Linked DNA regions of Homo sapiens: region 2 is linked to region 1. Evidence: chromatin loops called from intact Hi-C (ENCODE). Cell type or tissue: ascending aorta. All regions are shown on one strand. Links, peaks and the distances in the headings refer to the core of each region. The heading gives the core; the rest is flanking DNA.

Region 1 (2,911 bases), core at 314-2,813:
GAGAGCGGATTCTCCTGGATCAGGCCCAGAGGAGAAGAAAAGGAAGGAGGCAGGACGTGCGGGCTGGAGCACAGAGGCAGGCTTGGGCTGTCCTGCTCCTCCGCACCCAGCACTAACCATTCACCGAGAAAGAGACTGTAAAGAAGATGCCACTTTATTCCCCATCTTTTTCAGAGTGTGATGGGAGAGAAGGCTAGACTGGATGCTTGCTGGAAAGCCTCAAGGGTTGGTTTGGTCAAAGAAACCTGCACTGCCACTTGGAGGCAGTTGGGGGACATGAAGGTGCTTGGGCAGGGGTATGACATGATGAGCTCCTGGCTTTGTTGGCTCTGCCTGGCCTGGGTTCCTCGGTTGGTCCTCCATGCCATGCACCATTCACCCAGCTGGCCTCTCCGGCTGCACGCCCTATTGCTCCCCTAGGGCTCCTTAGACCCGCCATTCTGTATTCTTTGCAGTTCCTCCAAATATACCAGCCTTTTTCTTGCCTTCATGCCAGAAATACACATCACACCACGTACATATATGAATGCACTTAGTGCTCCCAACCACCTTAGCAATGGCAGCATTCCCAGCTGACAGATGAGGAAACCGAAGCTTCCAGTGAAGCAACTTGTCTAAGTTTTCATAATTAAATAGACAACATGGCCAGGCTCAGCGGCTCATGCCTGTAATCCCAGCACTTTGGGAGGCCAAGGCAGGCAGATGACTTGAGTTCAGGAGTTTGAGACCAGCCTGGCCAACATGGTGAAACCCTGTCTCTACTAAAAAAATACAAAAATTAGCCGGGCGTGGTGGCAGGCACCTGTAATCTCAGCTACTCAGGAGGCTGAGGCACCAGAATCGCTTGAACCTGGGAGGTGGAGGTTACAGTGAGCCGAGATCACGCCACGGCACTCTAGCCTGGGTGACAGAGTGAGACTTGGTCTTAAATAAATATATAAATAAACAAATAAACAAACAAACAGATGACAGATCCGGGACTGAAACCCAGATAACTCTGACTCCCAAGTGTGTGCTTTGCCATCTGTGCCACACTCCCTCACTAGAAAATGGTGGGGGCCAGAGCTATCAATGACAGAGAGTAAAACAGAAGGTGCTGGCAACACTGGGCCTGGCACATAGTGAGAGCTTAGGAAAATACTGGTCACATGCATGAATGAGTAGCTCAGAGAGGAAGGCTGTTGGGAGGGCCAGGACCCAGCACCTGGATTCACCCAGGAGGAACCTATGCTAAACTTGGAATAGGAAGTATGTAGAGCTGTGGGTGATGCCAAGTGACTTGAGCTCGCAAAGGGACTGTGAGAGAAGACTGCCAGTGAATGTGCTAGTGACCCATGCAAGGTGGAGATGAGGGAGAGGAAGAGCTGTCCATGGCCCAACCTGACATCCAGACCAAGCAGGGACTCATAAGGATCCCCATATCTGTGCACAAGTTAAAGGATGCTTTTGAGGCTTTCAGCCGGGTGCCTGGAGAAGATCCGTGTCTCCAGGGCACCCAGTGATTTGAAGGAACAGGGATCATCCAACTAAATGGACAAGTTTGGTCATGGTGTTGGGTCACCATGGGGAGGCCTGGGGGTACTCAGGCTCTGAGCTTCACAGATCTCAGATGATCCAGAGATGATGCCCTCCAGCGATCCATGGAAAGTACAGCACGTCAGGGAGATGGAGATCAGCTGGGAGGCAGTGCTCAGGCGGAAGGGCACGGTGCCTTCGGGAGATGGAAAAAGTGATGTCGTTAAGGAACAATGTGGGCCAAAGGAATGAGCTGTAACTTGCTGGATCCAAAAGGACAATTGGGAAAGTGGCTGTCAGAGGCCCATGGGTGTCTGACGATGGCCTGACACTGCCCTGGGGGAGGGACCGAGGCCCACCCCAGGGGCTGGAAGGGAATCACCCCATAGGTTCTGTGGTCCCTTGCTGTCCCCTAACACCATGCCAAGCAAAGCTTCTGGTCTATTAATAAATATTTGATGAATTGAGTTAAGGCAGGACTCCTGGCCAAAGAACTGTGCCCTGCTTTCCCAGAGGAGATCTAAGGAGGCAGCACAAGGCTGAGGAAGGAGCTCAAGCTCTGGAGTCGGCACCTCTGGGTGGGGTCTGCCCTCGCCCCTTTTTCTTAAAGTGGGGTTCCTGGCCCCATCTGCCTCAAGAGGATGGCAAGATGAAGGGAGATAAGGGAAGCTGCAGTCCTTACAGTAGGACTGGCATGCCACTGCCCTCTGTTCCCTCTTTTCTTGATAAGGGCTGGAAACCAACCCATGCCAGAGCCCAGGAAGGAAGCTAGCCTGAGGCTTAGATGATCTGCCTGGGTGACAGGGACTGCCAAGGGAGGAATCCTGACACCGATGGCCCCAGCTGCTGGGCTCTGGACCAGCATGCTGGGAGGAAGGAATTGACAAACAGAAGCAGGTTCCAGGCCTGTCAACTAGATTAATGAGGGACCTCACTAGCATCTAACCTGGGGTTGGGGGGTGGGCTGTGGAAGGACTGAGTTGATGAGAGGCAGGCAAGAGCCTTAGCAGGACTCAGAAGTCTAGAATCTTGAAATGAGCACCAAAGGGAACTTGCATGTGGTGCAGGAGGTCATCTGGACTGAATTCCCATTTAACCGGTGACAGAACAGAGGCCCAGAGTGGGGAAGGGCAGAGGGCTAACATGATGATGGCGCCAACACTTGATTGAGCTCAAAACCCATTGCTGAGTTTCCTAATAAGAAAAATTGAGGCCTAGCAAAGGGATGATGGTATTCCAGGCAAAGGCCAGGGCCCTGGACTGGAGCAGATACTCGTGTTGACCTTAGGAATCTGGAGGAACTGGGACCTGCTTTTTTGTTGTAGTCAAAATTTCTGGGAACCCAATTAGCCCTGGGTGAGGGCGCCAGCTTACCTTGTGCTACCCTGGGGAGTCC
Region 2 (2,911 bases), core at 158-2,657, 58 kb after region 1:
GAGCTTCTGCACAGCAAACAAAACTGTCTGTGCAAGTCCGGGTGGGAAGCAGTGGGGGGGTGGAGCCTGTTTTCCACAGGTGGGCACAGTGGCTCACGCCTGTAATCCCAGCACTTTGGGAGGCCGAAGCGGGTGGATCACCTGAGGTTGGGAGTTCGAGACCAGCCTGATTAACATGGAAAAACCCCGTCTCTACTAAAAATACAAAATTAGCCGGGCATGGTGGCACATGCCTGTAATCCCAGCTATCTGGGAGGCGGAGGCAGGAGAATCGCTTGAACCCAGAAGGCAGAGGTTGTGGTGAGCTGAGATTGCGCCATTGCACTCCAGCCTGGGCAACAAGGGCGAAACTCCATCTCAAAAAAAAAAAAAAAAAAAAGGCTGTCCTTAGGAAAGGCCTCGCTCTAGGTGGTCCCAGACATAGGTCCAGGTACAAGCACATGCAGGTTTCTCCACAATACAAGTAAACACTCCCTAACTGCCAGCGCTATGCACAGAGGGAATGCGCTTTCTGTCACTGACGGGTGTTCTAGCATCCTTCGGTCTCAAAAAGAGATTGGACCGATGATCTGGTGCCCTCCTCACTCTCTGAGTCTGTGGTTCTGGCCCTAGGACTTGGTCTTACTCTCTTTTGTGGTGTGCCATCTACCACAGTATGTCCCAGACTTACAAAAAAATTTGTGGGTACATAGTAGGTGTATATATTTATGGGGTACATGAGATGTTGTGATGCAATGCGAAATAAGCACATCGTGGAGAATGGGGCATCCATCCCCTCAAGCATTTATCCTTTGAGTTACAAATAATCCAATTACCCTCTAAGTTATTTCCAAATATACAATTATTATTGACTATAATGCCTATATAAAAAAAATATATATATATATACACCATAATACCTTGTTGTGCTATCCAATAGTAGGTCTTATTCATTTTTTCTATTTTTTTTGTGTGTACCCATTAACCATCCCTGCCTGCCCCGCCCCCCACCCTCCCACTAAACTTCCCAGCCTGGTCCCAGACTTTTTATTCAAAAACAAAATCTTTTTTTGAGGCAGGACTAGAGATGCCAACTTTCAGTTTTGCCAAGTAAGGACATTAAAAAAAATATGTCATCCACTGTCAGTGACCATCATTTTATTTTAAAGAAATATTAATTTTAAAACAAAAATGTAAGAAGCCTCGAGTGTTTTCAGACACACCCCCTTTTGTCCGTATTGTTCTCCGTTTGTCACCTGTTGTCAAGAACTTTGTCACTGGCTCATCCCTAGTGCTCAGACCAGCTTTTGGAGACCTAGAGCGAGGACTAAAGATTCCTTCTGTGTCTTTCCGATTCTGGACAAAGCAGAAGCCTTGCTTCCCAAAATGAGCAAGGAGAGGCTTGCTGGGAGGTGGGGGCCCGGCTGTGCCTGCATCCTCTGTGGCCGCAAGGACGGGAGCTGCGTGACTCACACTGCCCAGAACACGTCTCTGGAATAGGCTTTGAGAACTGGGCCCCAGGGAGCTCTGGGTACTGATATAACTTGGCTCAGGGGCTTGAGTGGTCTGGGAAGAAAGCTTTGTTTTCTTAACTTGGGTTCACTCGTGGAAAAAGCGGGCTTGGGAATATTGGGAAGGGTCTGCCTATCAGTGGAGAACAAGGCGAGAGAACATCCTGGGTAGCAGGAAAAGCCTGCTGACCAAAATGTCCCGCACGGGGACAGGACACAGTGCCCCCTTTCCACTCAGCAGTTTCTGTTTTCTTTTTGTCTGATGGATTTGGTGTATTTAAAAGTGTATTAGCTCAATGTTTCTGTTCTTGTAAATAATTATCTTGCTTTCTGTAAACACAGATGAGTGTGGCATGGTGTGACTTGGGTTTCTAGTTTCCGAGCCCAGAGCTGTAGTTGCATCCACTGGGGATGGCTGGAAACAGGGCCTAAAGGAAGATCGCAGGGCCTTGGAGCAGGTAGGGTGGAGGCCTGCACACTGGCGGGGCCACCTCACCCCCCTGGCCTCTTCCCTCCTCCTGCTCCGGGCTTCCTGCTGGCAGATGGTCTTCGCATAGACCCGCCCCTGCTACATTTTATTCCATCTGTTACAGAGCAGAGAGGTTTGGAAACCTGCCCAAGGTGTAGGGAGGTATGGTCAGGATGGCCCCTAAGGTTTCAGCTCCATCTCGGTTTCTATGTATCTCCCAAAGTTTTCCGAGCCTTTCTGAGTCCTGCTTAGAACTAGTTCCTATCTGCTTAGAACAGCTTGCAAAGAACTCACTCCCAAGGCTGAAAGCGATGAAAAGTCCTGAAATTTACTCAGCCTTTCAAGAAATCCTAAAAGTAGGTGGGGTGGGAATGGTAGTGTATTTTTAAAAATTTAATATTTATTTTATTATTTATTTATTTATTTTGAGACAGGGTCTCACTCTGTTGCCCAGGTTAGCGTGCAGTGGTGTGAACACGGCTCCCTGCAGCCTCAATCTCTGGGGCTAAAGCGATCCTCCTGCCTCAGCCTCCCGAGTAGCTGGAACCACAGGCATGTACCACCACACCCAGCTAATTTTTGTGTTTTTCATAGAGATGGAGTCTTGTCATGTTGTCTGGTTGGTCTTGAATGCCTGGGTTTAAGCAATTCTCCTGCCTCAGCCTCCCAAAGTGCTGGGATTAGAGGCATGAACCACCATACCTAGCCTTAATTTTTATTCTAATTAAAAAAAATTTTTTTTAGTTTTTATCATTTATTTATTTATTTATTCTTATTTATTTTTTTTGAGATGGAGTCTCACTCTGTTGCCCATGTTGGAGTGCAGAAGCACCATCTCAGCTCACTGCAACCTCTGCCTCCCAGGTTCAAGCAATTCTTCTGCCCCAGCCTTCTGAGTAGCTGGGATTACAGGCGCGTGCCGCCATGCCTGGCTAATTTTTGTATTTTTAGT

The links. A loop is a pair of places that touch in the nucleus more often than their neighbours do. Peaks named below come from ENCODE experiments on the same cell type or tissue, not always from the same donor. Only the 100,000 strongest peaks of a DNase experiment are listed, where the experiment ranks them.
Region 2: it touches region 1 in a loop (1.9-fold over the local background); 5 of 110 quality-filtered maps call a loop at or near these places.

The regions. Positions count from the first base shown.
Region 1 is chr2:26,681,193-26,684,103 of GRCh38, reverse strand. No RefSeq gene overlaps it. Among named protein-coding and RNA genes, the nearest start is that of KCNK3, 10 kb to the left of the region's middle. In ascending aorta, for the core only: no CTCF peak of the experiment used is centred there; a DNase peak (open chromatin) is centred at 1,753; H3K27ac peaks cover 1,562 bases.
Region 2 is chr2:26,622,818-26,625,728 of GRCh38, reverse strand. All of the region lies in intron 3 of CIB4 (calcium and integrin binding family member 4), which reads left to right. Among named protein-coding and RNA genes, the nearest start is that of CIB4, 17 kb to the left of the region's middle. In ascending aorta, for the core only: no CTCF peak of the experiment used is centred there; a DNase peak (open chromatin) is centred at 1,447; H3K4me3 peaks cover 749 bases; H3K27ac peaks cover 1,381 bases.